Regions from separate parts of the Homo sapiens genome. Here all the other regions are linked to region 1. The links are chromatin contacts, found by Hi-C or POLR2A ChIA-PET in ENCODE. All regions are on one chromosome and are shown on one strand. The core of a region is the stretch at or near the end of the contact, and the rest is flanking DNA. Distances in the headings are between cores, read along the strand shown. Region 1 holds the start of SLF2 (SMC5/6 complex localization factor 2). Region 2 holds the start of TAF5 (TATA-box binding protein associated factor 5). Region 3 holds the start of CNNM2 (cyclin and CBS domain divalent metal cation transport mediator 2). Region 4 holds the start of ATP5MK (ATP synthase membrane subunit k).

Region 1 (4,042 bases), core at 1,162-3,661:
AGTGTAGTTTCCTGGTCATCTCCTTTTAGCCCACTACAAATTGAAGTGTAAAAAACCCTTACAATAAACATGTGTGCGTGCACACGCATGCATGGTATATACGTACACATTTAAACTAGGAGAAAGGATATAAACACAAAATAGACTGTCCAGTACTATTTGGGGGTGGGAGGTGGAGAAGAGCCCTAGGCCCTAGAAGTTCCCCTGGGGTTCTTATTAATATGTTGAACATATTTCACCCTGCAACCCAAATCTGTACCACTTTCGTACACAGCTTAAACAAAGAAGAGTCTTGATGCTTATTGAGGATTTAGATAACTACTTCCCGTTAAGAAGATATTTTTAAAATTGTGTTTTCATTATGACTCCATCTCCATTTATTGATCGAGGGATTTCTTGCCTCACTTAACTCCATAATCTGTTACTCAGATTAAGAAAATGAGAAAACTATTGTTTGGTAGTTTGAGTACAGGCTTTAAAGTGATACTTTGGAGGCTGGATGATTCAAGTACTATAATCCAAGAAAAGCAACTAAATGATCATGCAGAACGTGTTTTTATGCATTACTCTTTATCGATTAGGCATGCAAGGAAATGAATCGGATTAAATGTTTCGTAGATGTGCTCTGTTATAGTACAGAAACTTCCTAGTGTAAAAACATCCAACAGAAAGCACTAAGAGATAGGAAATAATACATGTAAAATGCAAATGTGTAAGTCATTCAACACATTTTGAGTATCATGTTTTTTTATGTAAAAAACAATGTTACGTATAGTAAATTCTCCGCTATTAGGAGCAGAAAAGTACCCTCTATTTTGGCACTTCCCTTCTTCCGCCACCATTAGCTAGTATACAGCTGTACATATGTGCTTTTGGGGTGAATGTGAAACCTGTATATTCACTGTTTACCTTCGACCCTCTACTTTGCCAGCTTTTTGTCCACTTTATTCCTTATTAATTCTTCCTCCCGGGGACTAAAGGGGAAGGGAAAAGGAGGTGAACTTGGAGTCAGTCAGGCATGCTTAGTGACCAGAACAGTTCAATTTCGTTTTTTCTAAATTTTAATTAATTAATTTATTTTTGAGACAGGGTCTTGCTATGTTGCCCAGGCTAGTCTCCAACTCCCGGGCTCAAGCTATCCACCTGCCTTGGCCTCCCAAACTGCTGGGATTATAGATGTGAGCAACTGTATCAGGCCAATAGTTCAATTTCTATACAATAAACTTGAAAGACCCGTCCAAATTATTTTATATCATTTAAGATTTTTTTCCATCCAACTGATTAAATAACTCTGTCAATTAAAGCTTGGACATCTTGAAATTGATATTTTGGTTGTTAACAGTTATTGCAACAGTATTTGACCTGTCTCTGGAAGATTTTGTAAAGAAGTAAAATTCGCTGTAGGAATCTATCTGGGGAAGAAAGGGAACTATAATTTGCTCTGTACCTGTTACATGAGAGAATCTGAACTGTGCAGTGTACACTGTTTTATCCTTTTATGGTTTACAATTACCCAGAAAAGTGAGTAAAATGCCCGTTTTACAGATGTGGAGGCTGAGGTTCAGAGATACTGACCAGTCTCTCGGTTTATAAGGAAAACCATGGCTAACAGCCTCCAGAGCACAAGCCCTTTACAAAGGAGGGTTGGAGATTGCAGGCAGCTTTTACTTATCTATGCTGCCCACGCTTAACATGGAAAACTGAAAGCTGACCTTGTGTTCCTTTAAAAAATCTCCAAGGAAGTCGGCTGCAGAGACTTCATGGTAACTCATGAGAAACAAAATGCTTTTGTGGATTAACAACTGTCTTTATTCCAATGGAGTTTTTTGGGGGTTTTTTCTTCTTCTTAAAGACAAAAAAATAATCTACCGCTGACACTCAACAAGAACCGTCGTAGAATGGACAAGTCTTCGGATCGCGCTGTGCAGATCCCTCAGCAAATTGTGACAGTATTATGGCACTTTGGCCTAAGCTGTTAAAGAGACGATGTAATGAACAGCTGCGGATTTCTGAGGCACAATTGTGTGACACAGGAAGCCCAAGTGTTGGCCATCCTCAACGAAGGCAGCTGCCGGGCTCCGGTTTGCTTCAGCAAACCCTCACCCCTCGCCTTCAACCAGGCGGGTGTCGTCAGCTGTCCGCCAGCTGCTGCCCGCGCCTTTCCGCCCCCGCGCGCCGGCCAAGGCCGAGGCGGCCGGGACCAGAGGCGCGCGCCCTCAGTGCATGTGACGGGGTGGGAGGGGGAGGTTTCTTCCTCCCCCGTCCCCAAGCCCCGCCTTCTCCAGAGAGGCTGCGGCTTCCTATTGCGCCACCACCGAAATGACCACCGTGCCAGCCAATCAAGACGTGATTCATGAAGTAAGACCCGCCCCTTACTGGTCCCCAGGTTCCTTCCCGCTCACGCCGGAGTCACTTCCGAAGAGAGAACCGCCATGAAGAGAGAAGGGGGTGCCGCCCACCTCTGCTCCGACAGCCTCCCGGAGTCCCAGCAGCAAGACGGCAACCACGCACCCAACTTCTCCAGCCACGGCTCATGCCGCCGTCGCCAGCGGCGCCGACATGACAAGGCGCTGCATGCCCGCTAGGCCAGGTTTCCCCTCATCCCCAGCCCCGGGGTCGTCGCCCCCGCGCTGCCATCTGAGACCCGGTAGTACCGCCCATGCTGCAGCGGGAAAGAGAACAGAGAGTCCTGGGGACAGGTACCGTGCAGAGGGCTTGAGAAGGGGCCGGGTCGCGGGGGCAAGGGTATGAGGGGAGGGCTGCAGACCGCCGCTCTTCCAGTTCCCGCCATCCTCCGCGAGCTCAGGCGTTGGCATTTCGGGGCCTGGCAAATCCCCGCCCCGCCTCCGCGCAGGGGCTACTGGGAGTTGGAGTTTGCTTCTCTGTAGTTGGGCAGCTGCTCTTGGTCTAGTGACCACCAGCCTGGACAGCTACGGAGAACCCGCCTTAGGTAGAAAGAAAGTGATTTTTTTCCTTTGCAAGAGTTTGACCCGGGACCCTAACTGCTTAATGCATATTTAGATCGTTTTCTGTACGTTGTCAGTTCTACTGATCCTAGTGGTTTAGTAATATAAACCTTTTCTATGTTGTGGGTGAAATTATGTAACCTGTGATGAGGGAATCCCTTCCACGAATTACTTTGTAGTCCAGCGTGCACGCTAGTTCATACTTAAAAGAACTTGCAGATTTGGAATGTGACGTGTTTTCTCTTTCAGTAACTTCACGCCTCTCCAAGAGGCTAATTTTTTTGTAAAGATTTTGTGGGAGCTATGTAATGAGATGGGGAGTTTCATCTAATGACATCCTCTGACAATAAAACATGTTTAAATTCCCTACGAACTTGGTACTGTCTTTTATTTTAAGTTAAATTGTATTAAGTTTTAACAATATTCATGTTACTAATACTGTGGTACAGGCCCACAATCCCTTATCTTAACTCTGAAAGCCAGAAAGCTATGAAAACCAAAACGTTTTCAGTAAGTTTGGCACCACATCTTACTGGGCAGCCAGATCTGACTAAAACTAATGTAAGGCTGTTTGTGGTCTTTATCCCATTAAGTGTGAATATTCATGTTTTGCTGGAGAAATGTCAGTGGATTTGATTACAGGTTGCAGCACCAGACCCCACTGGGGACTTTCCATAATACATCCAAGTTATCCCCTTCCTAAAATCTGATAAATTCAGAATTCTAAAACACATTTGGCCCCAGAAGGTTCAGATAAGGGTTTGTGAAACTGTTATAATTGTGTGTGTGTGTGTGTTTTTTTTTAAGCCAGTTGTTAAATAAGCAGTGGACATTTTGTGTGCATATGAACTTAGAGAACCTACCTCTTGAAAGTTACATTCATGGTTATTTTACAGGTTTCTTGTATGTTTTACCCAAAATCATTTTTTCTCTTTCTGGTGTATTAATCAAAAAGGAGTCTGAGGTCCAATATTTTAGGGAAGAGATACAGTGTTACATTTAGTAAAATGCATTTAGAATTATCTTGTGTGCAACAAATGAGCTGCTTCTGGGTCCCTTCCCATCTCTCCTCAATC
Region 2 (4,508 bases), core at 129-2,628, 2.5 Mb after region 1:
AATAGCATGAATACATAACGTACATATTTCACAACCACAACATTCTGGTATTTAAAAACTTTTTTTTTGAGACGGAGTCTCGTACTGTCGCGCAGGCTGGAGTGCAGTGGCGGGATCTCGGCTCACTGCAACCTCCGTCTCCCGGGTTCAAGCTCTTCTTCTGTCTCAGCCTCCCGAGTAGCTGGGATTACAGGGGCGCACCACCATGCCTGGCTAATTTTTTGTATTTTTAGTAGAGGCGGGGTTTTGCCGTGTTGGTCAGGCTGGTCTCTAATTCCTGATCTCATGATCCGCCCGCCTCGGCCTCCCAAAGTGCTGGGGTTACAGGCGTGAGCCACCGCACCTGGCGTTAAAAACTTTTTATTGAAATGTAATGTATACGGGCCAGGCGCAGTGGTTCACGCCTGTAATCCCAGCACTTTGGGAGGCTGAGGCCGGTGGATCACCTGAGGTCAGGAGTTGGAGACCAGCCTCGCCAACATGGCGAAACCCTGTCTCTACTGAAAATACAAAAATTAGCCGGGCGTGGTGGCACACGTCTGTAATCCCAGCTACTCGGGAGGCTCAGGCAGGAGAATCGCTTGAACCCAGGAGGCAGAGATTGCAGTGAGCTGAGATCGGGCCACTGCACTCCAGCCTGGGCGACAGAGCGACACTCCGTCTCAAAAGTTAAATAAATAAATAAATGTAATGTAATGCATGCAGCTCGATTAACTTTTACAAAAGTAAAAATGACAAAAAAAAAAAAAAAGTAAGCACTATTCAGGTCAAAATGTAAAACTACCAGTATCTCGGAAGCCTCCCTCTGGCAAATGGTATATGTTTTTGAGTTAAATACGTGGATTCGAATGTTGACATTTGGACTTTCTTCTTGCCTCTGGTAAGTTATTTAACCTCTCTTGGTTTCAACTGAGCCATCTGCGAGGTGGGGATAATATTACCTCATAAGATTATTTAATTGTAGCAGGGCGTGGTGGCGCATGCCTGTAATCCTAGCTACTGGGGAGGCTGAGGCAGGAGAATCGCTTAACAGCCTGGGCGACAAGAGCGAAACTCCGTCTCAAAAAAAAAAAAAAGAAAAAAGAAAAAGATTATTGAATTGAAGGAGATCACATAATGTAAAACATCTATCATAATGCCTAAATATAGCTGGCCTGCAATAAATGGCAATTATTCTCAGGCAAATGTAATAGGTGGTCACCAATGCCCACTTCCTGCCTTTCTTTCGCTCGGTTTTGAAAGTTGCTCTCTTTCCTATTCCGTTTCTCCTTCCTTTTCGCTCCTCCTACTGCCGTAAATGGCCTACTAGAGTTGTCGTGAAATGCTCCTCCCCGCCCTCCATGTGGCGAAAATGCAATCACGCTTGACGGCGCGAGGTGGCTCAGCCGCAAGATGGCGGCGCTGGCGGAGGAGCAGACGGAGGTGGCGGTCAAGCTAGAGCCTGAGGGACCGCCAACGCTGCTACCTCCGCAGGCGGGGGACGGCGCAGGCGAGGGTAGCGGCGGCACTACCAACAACGGCCCCAACGGCGGCGGCGGGAACGTTGCGGCGTCGTCGTCCACTGGCGGGGATGGCGGGACCCCCAAGCCCACGGTGGCTGTCTCCGCCGCTGCCCCGGCGGGGGCGGCCCCGGTGCCCGCCGCTGCTCCGGACGCCGGCGCTCCGCATGACCGACAGACTCTACTGGCCGTGCTGCAGTTCCTACGGCAGAGCAAACTCCGCGAGGCCGAAGAGGCGCTGCGCCGTGAGGCCGGGCTGCTGGAGGAGGCAGTGGCGGGCTCCGGAGCCCCGGGAGAGGTGGACAGCGCCGGCGCTGAGGTGACCAGCGCGCTTCTCAGCCGGGTGACCGCCTCGGCCCCTGGCCCTGCGGCCCCCGACCCTCCGGGCACTGGCGCTTCGGGGGCCACGGTCGTCTCAGGTTCAGCCTCAGGTCCTGCGGCTCCGGGTAAAGGTGAGCCGTGGGGTCCCGGGTAGGTACGGCCGCCGCGAAGGGGAGCAAGCCGGTAAGGCAGGGGCTGGCAGGCCTGCACCTCTGCGGGCTTGTTTTGAATTTCCTGGGCCCGCCTCTAGGGCCACATGCCCGCCCCTTTCTCTAGTGCGCGGGCTGCGCAGTCAAACCCCCTTCCGAGCTGTCAGTTCCAGTGAGAAGCTGAGGAGAGCTGTTGAGCAGAGGGATGTATGGGGAAGGTGAGCGCGGAGAGGCGGGATCTTCACGCTCTTGGTCCCTTTCCTTTCATTTGGGCTTTTGAGCCTTGGGCAGGTCCGCATGACACTAACAGTGTTTGTACAGTTTCGTACTAGCGTACTTTAAGTACTGTAAGTACTTTATTTTCTCTTTATTTCTTTAGTTCCTCTTAAAAGATGTGTTGATAAATACTTTATAGATTTTTTTTTTTTTTGAGACGGAAACTTGCTCTGTTGCCCAGGTTGGAGTGCAGTGGCGCAATCTTGGCTCACTGCAACCTCCGCCTCCCGGGTTCAAGCAATTCTCCTGCCTCAGCCTCCCGCGTAGGTGGGACTACAGGCTCCTACTGCCACGGCCGGCTAATTTTTGTATTTTTAGTAGAGGCGGGCTTTCACCATGTTGGTCAGGCTGGTCTCGAAATCCTGACCTCAGATGATCCACCTGCCTCGGCCTCCTACAGTGCTGGGATTACAGGCGTGAGACACCGCGCCCGGCCGCCATACAATATACCCTTGTAACAGTCCTGCACATCATGTACCCCCTGAATCTCAGCTAAAAGTTGAATTTTTTTTCTTTTTCTTTTTTTCTTTTTTTGAGACGGAGTCTTGCTCTGTCGCCCAGGCTGGAGTACAGTGGCGTGATCTTAGCTCACTGCAACCTCTGCCTCCCAGATTTAAGCGATTCTCCTGCCTCAGCCTCCCGAATAGGTGGGACTACTGGCACGCGCCACCACGCCCGGCTAATTTTTAAAAATATATTTTTAGTAGAGATGGGGTTTCGCCATATTGGTCAGGCTGGTCTTGAATTCCTGACCTCGTGATGCACCCACCTCTGCGTCCCAAAGTGCTGGGATTACAGGCATGAGCCACCGCACCCGGCTGAAATTTTAAAAATATATATGGGCTGAGTACCACCAGTGTTAAGTCTTTGGAGGATGCAGGTTCCTGGGCATCACTTCAGACTTAGTGAATCAGGTCCTCTAGAGGTGGAATCTGGGAATCTTCACTTTTGAATAAGTGCTTCTAAGGAGTATTGACATATGGCAGCTTGAGAGCCATGTGTTTAGGCATGGGCATTGGACAGACCTTTTTGTCTTTGCTGCATTTACTTGTGTGATGCTGATTGTCATTATTTTTTTAGTTTTTAATTTTTTTTACCTTCGTATTGGCCGGGCGTCGTGGCTCATGCCTGTGAATCTCAGCACTTTGGGAGGCTGAGGCGGGTGGATCACCTGAGGTCAGGAGTTTGAGACCAGGCTGGCCGACATGGCGAAACCCCCTTTCTACTAGAAATACAAAAATTAGCCGGGCGTGGTGGCGCATGCCTGTAATCCCAGCTACTTGGGGGGCTGAGGCAGGAGAATCACTTGACCCCGGGAGGCTGAGGTTGCAGTGAGCCAAGATTGCGCCACTGCACTCCAACCTGGGTGATAGAACGAGACTCTGTCTCAAAAAAAAAATTTTTTTTTTACATTAATATTGTCAGGAGGCAGGTCATTCTCATGTTGAATTTTCTCTCTCTATTAAATGAGTGGTTATGAGGCTTTTTTTTTTTTTTTTTTTTGACTGAGTCTCGCTCTGTCGGCCAGGCTGGAGTGCAGTGGTGTGATCTTGGCTCACTGCAACCTCCGCCTCCCAGGTTCAAGCGATTCTCCTGCCTCAGCCTCCCGAGTAGGTGGGACCACAGGCACGTGCCACCATGCCTGGCTAATTTTTTTTGTATTTTTATTAGAGACGGGGTTTCACCGTGGTAGCCAGGATGGTCTCGATCTCCTGACCTTGTGATCCACCCGCCTTGGTCTCCCAAAGTGCTGGGATTACAGGCGTGAGCCACCGTGCCCGGCCACTTGAGGCACTTATAATATCTATATGTAAAATGTTTGGTATGGATAAGTTTATGCCTCTGTGTATGTACCTGAAACCTGAGCCCCTCCTTTCTCCCAGCAACTGTTGTCACAAATCCATGCAGTAAAACTCATATACCGTATAAGGTATCAAAGGTGATCCTGAGCTAACAATAAATGTTTATTGAATTACCCAGTGCAGAGCTTTTAGCCAAATTAGTCTGTATGAGGCCTAATTTTTGCAGCATTGCCAGAAATGAAGTATTCATACATAGCATTGTATTCATACCTCATTGTAATCCGTAAATAGAAATGTGTGCAGATGTGATTGAAGGCCGGGCTCGGTGGCTCACGCCTGTAGTCCCAGCACTTTGGGAGGCCAAGGCGGGTGGGTCACTTGAGGTCAGGAGATCAAGACCAGCTTGGCCAACATGGTGAAACCCCATCTCTACTAAAAATACAAAAAAATTAGCTGGGCGT
Region 3 (4,448 bases), core at 958-3,457, 2.0 Mb after region 1:
ATGTATATAATATACATCTATCTATCTATATATCTACTATTCTTCTAGGCCCCTGTGATACAGCAGTGAACAAACAGACACACTTTCTGCCCTCAGGGAGCTTAAGTTCTAGTGGAAGAAGACAGATAACAAACCAAATCAATAATTTACATAGTGTATTAGAAAGTGATCTTTGCTTTCAAGAAAAATAAAGTAGACGCGGCATAGAGGGAGTGTTTTCCGCAAGTTTAAAATCAGATGGCTTTTGAGCAAAGCACTAAAGGAGGTGAACAACAAGGCTATGCTGACATCTGGGGGAAGAAAGTCCCAAGCCCAGGAAACAAACAGTAAGTGCAAAGGCTCGCAAGGGAAAATCCCTGGAGTGATGGAGAAACAGTTTGGAGAGAAATTAATTTGGCTTATTATCAGTCTCCTTCCACTAGGAGAGCAGCAGGTAATGAGGTCCGAGAAGTAACGGGAGGTAGCAGACCTTCGAGCCTAGTAGGATGTTGTAGGTCCTTTGGCTTTCTCTAGGATGAGATGGGAAGCCAATGGAGGCGTTTCAGCCAAGGGAGCAACAGAATCTCATGGACAAGATCACTTGCTGCTGGGTTGAGAAGGGAAAGGAACAGGTATCGAAGAGGAAAGATCAGTTAGGAGGCCACTGCAATCATTCCAGAAATTACTCATACCAGAAATTAATCAGAGACGTTTGATGCATTTACAAAAGCGGTGGTAGGGGGGCGCGGGATGTGCTTGTAGAATACAAAAGAGGTAGAGAAACATTAAACATTTTGAATGTTTTAAGTTTCTTTTTTTTCTTTTTTTTTTTTTGATACGGAGTCTCCCTGTGTCACCCAGGCTGGAGTGCAGTGGCGCGATCTCGGCTCACTGCAAGCTCCGCCTCCCGGGTTCACGCCATTCTCCTGCCTCAGCCTCTCCGAGTAGCTGGGACTACAGGCGCCCGCCACCATGCCCGGTTAATTTTTTGTATTTTTAGTAGAGACGGGGTTTCACCGTGGTCTACGATCTCCTGACCTCATGCTCCGCCCGCCTCGGCCTCCCAAAGTACTGGGATTACAAGCGTGAGCCACCAACGCCCGGCCTGAATGTTTTAAGTTTCAAGGAAAAGACCAATTTGGCAGCTACTCTGCTACCTCGTCACCTCCAGGTGACGTTGGGAGTACTGGGGAGCTAGGTTTCCAGAACTTTTTGCTCTTGAGTGACCTAAGACCCTAGCAGAGTTTGGTCAGTGTGATTAAGAATGAGCCTCTGTGGGTCTGTTTAGGATGCTTGCCCCCTCCCATTTCCTTAACTTGCCTGAATTCCTGCTGGGAATACAGATTCGGGGCCCTTCCCACTCTGTAAATATGGGAAAAGGTCTAGGAAGTATATACTCCTAGCAATAATATGTAGGGGTTCTATGACTAGGAAATTTGGGGAACTGTCCCCCTGACCGCTCCATCCGTAACTTCTGCACACCTTTTGGGGTACGCCGCCGACCTGGAAAGCGTTGCAGGGCGCTCATGCTGCCCGCAGGTGGCGCCACGTGATCGCGAGCCGCAGAGAGCCCGTACCCTAGGAGTCTCGAGGCGCGAGGACTGCTGGTCCGCAGCTGTGCCGGGGCCACCGACGCCGCTTACCCCGGCGGAGCGCCGCGCAGGTGGAGTTGGGGACAGCGGCCGGTGCCCCGGCTTTTTAGGCTGTGTGCATCCCAAGCCGCCTCTAGTTGGCTTCTCGGGCTTCCGGGGCAGGAGGGCGCGCGGCTTTGTGCCTACGAATTGAGAACTGGAGAGCCAGTAACCGGTGCACCGGGAACCTGCCGCCTTGCGCCGCAGGGCTTTAGTCCAAACCTGGCCGGTCCAGGCTCCGGGATCTACTACAGGGGCCCCTGGGGAGCGCGGGCCCCAGGGACGGCTCCTTCCCATTGGCAGCAGGACGGATGCCACGCCCCTTTTTCTTCAGCTCTCATCTTTGACTGGCTCTCGAGTCCCAGATGGCCACGCCCCCTCCCCTCGCACATACACAAGAGTCACGCGCCTTTCAGTTGGAAACTTGGCGTGCAGACGGGGACGGTGGCTCTCGTCGCCCCACCCACTTACCTTGCCATTGGTCCGCGGAGCGGCACACGGTCACGCCCCCATTCCAGCCCCCTGGCTGGGAGGGCGGGCACCCGCTTGTGATTGGCTGGTCGGCCTGCCTCTCGCGGGAGCAGCCGGCGCTCCTCTCCCTCCCTCTTTCCCTCCCGCGAGCCTCGGGGTTCCTCAGCTGGCTGAGGTGGAGTCAGTGTCAGTCAGGGAGGCGAACTGCTGAGCACTGGCCGCGGACGCTCCGTTGCAGTCTCGCCCAGGGGCCGGTACCTGCGCTCGCGCCGCCGGGTTGAAAGGATGAAGCCGCAGCTGGAGCAGCCACCCTATGATTGGCTGTGGCGCTTGTGAACCCAAAGTAAAGATGGCGGGCGGGCAGGCAGCCGCCGCACTGCCCACTTGGAAGATGGCGGCGCGCCGCAGCCTCAGCGCTCGCGGCCGGGGGATCCTGCAGGCGGCTGCGGGGCGGCTGCTGCCGCTGCTCCTGCTGAGCTGCTGCTGCGGTGCGGGCGGCTGCGCAGCGGTGGGCGAGAATGAGGAGACGGTGATCATCGGGCTGCGACTGGAGGACACGAACGACGTGTCGTTCATGGAAGGGGGGGCGCTGCGGGTGAGCGAACGGACCCGGGTCAAGCTGCGGGTGTACGGGCAGAACATCAATAACGAGACGTGGTCCCGCATCGCCTTCACCGAGCACGAGCGGCGGCGCCACAGCCCGGGGGAGCGCGGGCTGGGGGGCCCCGCGCCGCCAGAGCCGGACAGCGGCCCCCAGCGATGCGGCATCCGCACCTCAGACATCATCATCTTGCCCCACATCATTCTCAACCGCCGCACCTCGGGCATCATCGAGATCGAGATCAAACCGCTACGCAAGATGGAGAAGAGCAAGTCCTATTACCTGTGCACGTCGCTCTCCACGCCCGCCCTGGGCGCCGGCGGCTCGGGGTCCACGGGTGGCGCCGTCGGGGGCAAGGGTGGCTCGGGGGTGGCCGGGCTCCCGCCGCCCCCGTGGGCCGAGACCACCTGGATTTACCACGACGGCGAGGACACCAAGATGATCGTAGGCGAAGAGAAGAAGTTCCTGCTGCCCTTCTGGCTGCAGGTGATCTTCATTTCGCTGCTGCTGTGCCTGTCGGGCATGTTCAGCGGCCTCAACCTGGGGCTCATGGCCCTGGACCCGATGGAGCTGCGCATCGTGCAGAACTGCGGCACGGAGAAGGAGAAGAATTACGCCAAGCGCATCGAGCCGGTGCGCAGGCAGGGCAACTACCTGCTGTGCTCACTGCTGCTGGGCAACGTGCTGGTCAACACCACGCTCACCATCCTGCTCGACGACATCGCCGGCTCGGGCCTCGTGGCCGTGGTAGTCTCCACCATCGGTATCGTCATCTTCGGAGAGATCGTGCCCCAGGCCATCTGCTCCCGGCATGGCCTGGCTGTGGGGGCCAACACCATCTTCCTCACCAAGTTTTTCATGATGATGACCTTCCCCGCTTCCTACCCGGTCAGCAAGCTGCTGGACTGCGTCCTGGGCCAGGAGATAGGCACCGTCTATAACCGGGAAAAACTGCTGGAGATGCTCCGGGTCACCGATCCCTACAACGACCTCGTTAAGGAGGAGCTGAACATCATCCAAGGGGCGCTGGAGCTCCGCACCAAGACGGTGGAGGACGTGATGACCCCACTCCGGGACTGCTTCATGATCACCGGCGAAGCCATCCTGGACTTCAACACCATGTCTGAGATCATGGAGAGCGGCTACACCCGCATTCCAGTGTTTGAAGGGGAGCGCTCCAATATCGTGGACCTGCTGTTTGTCAAAGACTTGGCCTTCGTGGATCCCGATGACTGTACCCCCCTGAAAACCATCACCAAATTTTATAACCACCCCTTGCACTTTGTTTTCAATGACACCAAGTTGGACGCTATGCTGGAAGAATTTAAGAAAGGTGGGAAATTTTGGTCTCTTTCATTGGCTTGCTCTTTCTCTCTCCATCCTCCTCCCTACTTGAGTCCTCTACCCTCAGACCAACCCCCCAAGGCGAGTTGACCGGGATTTCTCCTTCTCCCTCTTAATTGCAAAGTTGAAAGGGTGGCGTGGATTTGGGGATGGATTGAACTAGTAAGTGCTACTAGGTTATTTTAAAGCACAAGACTGCCATCACTTACTTTTTCCCATTATCAAAAAGCAGGCTGTGTAATTTCTGTGCATGACACTTATTTATTTTTTTTTTTTTGGTCCCGTGTGTGGGCCTCTGTTCTTGAGGGGTCTGCCGCCTTCATTGTCTGGGTTCTCAGTGAGTAGGTGAAGGTAGGGGCTGGCTGATGCCATGCCATTTGGTGGACTTTAATCACAGGCATTTGGAAAACATGTAACTAGCT
Region 4 (4,608 bases), core at 1,298-3,797, 2.5 Mb after region 1:
TCTGGATTTTATAAAGCACGTCAATGGTTCTGGGTCTTGTCCCTAGACCAGCAGCATTAGCATCACTGGAAACTTGTTAGTGCAAATTCTTAGGCCCTACCTATTGAATCAGAAACTCTGGGTCCAGGAATCTATTTTAATAAGGCTTCTAGATAATTCTAAAGCATGCTAAAGTTTGAAAAATACTGCAGTAAATGAAATAGAAAAATAGTAAGTGTATTAAAAAAAACTCTGGAAGAATATATAGCAAAGGCAGCTTAATCTATAGTACCTGTGTATTTTACAAAGGCATGAATTTCTTTTATAGACAAGACGTATTCAAAAGGTCACCAGAACAAGAGCTGAAAATTCGTATGCATGACCGCCTATCTACCACGACCGACGCCACGCCGAGTCGATTGGCAACACAGACGAGCCGGTCGAGGTCCGGTCGAGATTGGTAGGCAGTGACAGTGACTCAGCTGGGTCTTGATGAAATGGAAGAGGGAGATATCTGTCAGGGAGTCATTACTATGGAAACTGGAACTCCCCCATTCAAAGGCTTTCAGAGGCATTCTTGTGTAAAGAATTGGCAATGAAAATTTGAGAAAAATGACCTTAATTTTCAAGTTTCAAGAAGGTTCTTGGAGCAATGAAGGAAATCCAAACTTCCTTAGGCCTCTTCAGAGACCTTGGCCAGTCTAGCCCAAGTAGGAAAATCTCCATTAAAAATAACTTTATACACTTGATCTTAGCCAACAGAAGCGATAAAAGCAACTTTATAATGTAGCTATCAACTGTTCCACTTTACTAAACTTACTAAAGACATACTTCCCCCCGCCCCCCGCCCCCCCACCAGCTCCATTCATTTCATGATACATTTTTGGATTCACTTCTTAGGGTTTGAAGTAGGTTTTTAGGAGAAACGCTACAGAAAATAAGGGCTTCACTTTGACCATTAACGAAAACCTCCACTACATTACATCTAACTAAACTTTTTAGGAGGATATGCCCAACAATACTACAGCGCTTTAAATTTCCCTTTAATTTACACACAATATGGGAGGAAGGCTGATGTTTTGTGATATCCCACAGAAGACTAATTCTGATTGCAGGGAAGTGCATGGTTCAAGAACTGAAATCAATCACTCAAGTTAGTCTGGGTCTTAAAGGAGGAGGACTCTTGAGAGGCTCAAATGGAGGGCCAAATGGGGAACGGGATTGTTGCTGGTGAGATAATGGAGTAAGGTCGAAAAATTTGGTTCTGCACTCTTCAGCACGGTGCAGGTTACTTTAGGGCAAAGATAAAGGAACCCTTGTGTTTACAGTGCCCTTTGTAAGACTCCTAGTTGTGATTTAATGTTGTTAAACGGTGGTATGTTTTAATTAAGTTGCTAACTGCCCTTCTTGAGACAAGGTCTCGCTCTGTCGTCCAGGCTGGAGTGCAGTGGCGCGATCTCAGCTCACTGCAATCTCCGCTTCCCGGGGTCAAGCGGTTCTCCTGCCTCAGCCTCCCGAGTAGCTGGAACTACAGGCGCGCGCCACCACGCCCGGCTAATTTTTGTATTGTTGGTAGGGACGGGGTTTCACCATACTACTCAGGCTGGTCTCGAACTCTGGACCTCAGGTGATCTACCCGCCTCGGCCTCCCAAAGTGCTGGGATTACAGGCGTGAGCCACCGCGCCCGGCCACTAACTGCTCTTAAATGTAACTAATCCTTCCGTGCCTCTCTCCACCTGTGAGATGGGCACTTTATTAAAGGTCCAAAGTGACCAGTAGCTCTTGTTACTTTCTCTGTTCCTCGATATTGCTATTTTCCTTTCTAACTTAACACCTACCTGGAATGGTGAGATCACGAGGTAAGGAAGGCAAAGATGAGTGAGAACCACTCAGGTAACAGAAGCAGCCTCTTGCATTCACGGAGTTTACAGCTCTCTGTTCTGGTTACCTCCTAGGAAAGGCCTTCCCACTGATCGTCTATAGACTGAAATCTAACCCTTTTACAGCGGGCCTGGCGAACTGTAGGGGCCGGGCCACATTCACTCGCTTTGAAAAAGGCTGCAGCGCACCTAAAGGAGGCCCGGCTGGCCAGCTTCCTAAAGCACAGCTCGGTGGGAACAAACAGCTATGGACATACAGAAGAAAAGAGGTTAATTCGGCCGGTGATGGGGATCAGAAGCCCTAGTCCTCGTCCAATATTACGTCACTGGGTGACCTCGAGGGACGCTTCGCGGAGGGCCTCATTTTTCTCCACTGGCGAATGCAATCTAAGGGTCTTCGGAAACTGTGGGAGCCCTTGGGCGCACCTATCCGCCTCACCTCGAGGCTTCTCACCCGCTGGCCGCCCCCTTGCGCCCCTCGTTTTTTCTAGCTCCTTTCCCATTCCCCACCGTTTCTCTCCTCCAAAGCTAAGAACTCGAGTTGCTCCTCGGCCAGAAACGGCGGGCGGTCCTGCAACGTGCAGGCGCCAGGTCCAAGCCCGGACTCCCCTCTTCACCCACCTGCCAAAGCCGCAAATTCCGCAGCTGGTGTCCTTCAACGAATGTAACCACCTCTCGGCCCGGCCGGAAGAAGCCACCTCCCCCGCACGCGTTTAGCCGGCCCCCGCGATTCGGCCTAATGCGACGATTGGCTATGGCTCCAAATCCCGCCCTTCCGATTCCTGTCTCTAGGTCACCTCCGCAACACAGCAACGGAAGTAGGGTGTTGAGCCCGCCCACACTTCCGGAAGAATTGCACTGGACTGTGGGTATCCTGGTCTCCGCGTGTGTGAGTACCGCGGCGCGAGGTTAGTGGTAGCTGGGTGCAGACGCCGTGGCGCTGGTGAGTAAAGGCAGAGGCGAAAAAGGAGGAAACCTCATGGCTGTCAGGTCTGTCCCAGGCCTGGTTCCCTGCCAGGCACACGCTAGATGAGTGTGGTTCGGCCACCTTAGCCCCGCTTCGAAGCCGGCTCTGTTGTAGCAGCCCCTGTAACCCCAGGCTTTGTGTTCGGAAAGTAGCCTAAGTATCTTCTGTGCCCCTGGATCGCCTTACTTTTCAGAGCCTCAGTTTCCCCTTGCTTGAAAGGAAATTAAGGGTGAAATTATCAGCAAACTAGACCCCCCAAACTTTCCTGTTTCTATGAATCATATACCCATCCCTGATTCCATATCCTTGGCCCCACCCGGTCATCACTTCTTTAGTCTAAAGCCCTTGTAGAGTCTTATTACCAAGTGTCTGTCAGAACTAACCTCTCCTGTCTTCTGTTTTCACTTATACCCAGTTCTGGTTCTCATGGTTTCTCTGCTGTACTGCATTTGAATCCTTTTTTTTTTTTTTTTTTTCTGTCACTGAGATAACAGGAAACAGTGCATTTGAATCCTTCTACCGAATTTACTTGCCTTCAATACTGTCTCTCTTCATGTCCAATCTATAGCCTGCAGTATATTTTTCTTGCTTACTGTTCTCTCGCTTTCCCTGCTTAAGTCTCTGACTTGCCAAAGCAAACTACCCATATCTAATTCAAGGTCTTCCACAAAAAAGCCCAACTTCTCCTTTAATTTTTTTGAGACAGAGTCTCACTTTGTCTCCCAGGTTGGAGTGCGGCGGCATGATCTCAGCTCACTGCAACCTCCGCCTCCCGGCCTCAAGCAATTCTCACGCTTCAGCCTGCCTAGTAGCTGGGACTAGGCGCAGGCCACCACGCCCGGCTAATTTTTGCGTTTTTGGTAGAGACGGGGTTTCGCCATGTTGACTATGCTGGTCTCGAACTCCTGACCTCAGATGATCCACGCGCCTCGGGCTCCCGAAGTGCTGGCATTACAGGTGTGAGCCATGGTGCCCGGCCTTCTTTAAAATTTAACTTCAATTTTTATGCTTTAATCTCCCAGTGGTCTAGTTGAATAATTCCTCAGAGACAACAGCAAGCCTTTGAGCAGTTGTTTGATAGGGAAATTGCTGGTGTTTATTGAAATAATAGGCTTTTCCCATCCATGTCTTTTCTCACATTCCCTTTCTACCTGTCAAGCTTCTGTTCATCTTTTACCCTTAAGCTAAAAAAGATCTTCTTTATGAAGCTTGCCTCCTTTACTTATCCCTTCCTACATTGCCTTATCCCTTCCTACATCTTTGTGATCATTTATAATCTGATTTGCATTTTAAGTTACTTGCATAATTGTTTTATCTTCCAAAAAGTGTGCATGTTCTTTGAAGGCAGAGGATTATATATTCATCTGTAGAGCTACAGTGTATCTCTGACTTAACTGTAGCTTCTTAGTGAGTATGTGCTACATTGAATCTATAACTTCTTTTTCTGGAAGAAGGTGGGTGGACTTGTGGTTTTGAAGCAGAGACCTTTGGAAAGATGAAGTATGGATTATTCCGGGCCTGACATCTAAACCATCTATGTTGTAGTCCTGAATGTTGTCTAGCATATTGCTGGAACGTTCTGTCTCTTGCCCGTTGATAACACCTTTCTGAAATCTGCTACCAAGACAACATGTCACCATTATCCTTTGCATTGTTTTTAGGAGACCCAAACATGGCAAACCTGGAAGAAAGCTTCCCCCGAGGAGGTACAAGAAAGATCCACAAACCAGAGAAAGCTTTCCAGCAGTCAGTTGAACAAGACAACTTATTTGATGTAAGTA

What was found. A loop is a pair of places that touch in the nucleus more often than their neighbours do. ChIA-PET counts read pairs that join two places held with the same protein, here RNA polymerase II (POLR2A). Pooled maps may share reads with other maps.
Region 2: a map of CD4-positive, alpha-beta memory T cell shows a loop between it and region 1 (30-fold over the local background). The contact joins the promoter of TAF5 here to the promoter of SLF2 in region 1. A Hi-C loop is called at or near these places in 1 of 168 maps with a recorded cell type or tissue (CD4-positive, alpha-beta memory T cell) and 6 of 50 pooled maps. POLR2A ChIA-PET finds 5 or more read pairs at or near these places in 2 of 52 experiments (GM10248 and PC-9).
Region 3: a loop to region 1 is called in a map of B cell, with 22 times the contacts of the local background. The contact joins the promoter of CNNM2 here to the promoter of SLF2 in region 1. A Hi-C loop is called at or near these places in 1 of 168 maps with a recorded cell type or tissue (B cell), 1 of 37 single-sample maps with no recorded cell type and 6 of 50 pooled maps.
Region 4: a pooled map shows a loop between it and region 1 (12-fold over the local background). The contact joins the promoter of ATP5MK here to the promoter of SLF2 in region 1. A Hi-C loop is called at or near these places in 4 of 50 pooled maps.

What each region holds. Positions count from the first base shown.
Region 1 is chr10:100,910,552-100,914,593 of GRCh38, forward strand. It overlaps SLF2 (SMC5/6 complex localization factor 2), which reads left to right and starts at 2,412. Exons shown (of 20, transcript NM_018121.4): 1 at 2,412-2,699. The coding sequence starts at 2,560. RefSeq lists a silencer at 1,932-2,201 and enhancers at 2,422-2,491, 2,512-2,561.
Region 2 is chr10:103,366,598-103,371,105 of GRCh38, forward strand. TAF5 (TATA-box binding protein associated factor 5) reads left to right here and starts at 1,379. Exons shown (of 11, transcript NM_006951.5): 1 at 1,379-1,951. The coding sequence starts at 1,393. RefSeq lists enhancers at 1,195-1,489, 1,242-1,481, 2,612-2,681 and a silencer at 1,612-2,151.
Region 3 is chr10:102,916,087-102,920,534 of GRCh38, forward strand. CNNM2 (cyclin and CBS domain divalent metal cation transport mediator 2) reads left to right here and starts at 2,208. Exons shown (of 8, transcript NM_017649.5): 1 at 2,208-4,015. The coding sequence starts at 2,395. LOC107984265 (a long non-coding RNA gene) reads right to left here and starts at 2,249. Exons shown (of 3, transcript NR_160733.1): 1 at 2,082-2,249. RefSeq lists enhancers at 1,161-1,847, 1,848-2,534 and silencers at 2,004-2,183, 2,794-2,883.
Region 4 is chr10:103,393,928-103,398,535 of GRCh38, forward strand. ATP5MK (ATP synthase membrane subunit k) reads right to left here and starts at 2,548. Exons shown (of 5, transcript NM_001206427.2): 1 at 2,482-2,548; 2 at 1,819-2,105. PDCD11 (programmed cell death 11) reads left to right here and starts at 2,699. Exons shown (of 36, transcript NM_014976.2): 1 at 2,699-2,803; 2 at 4,489-4,601. The coding sequence starts at 4,500. MIR1307 (microRNA 1307) reads right to left here and starts at 474; the gene lies at 326-474. RefSeq lists enhancers at 1,811-2,643, 2,036-2,125, 2,276-2,525, 3,183-3,684, 3,685-4,185.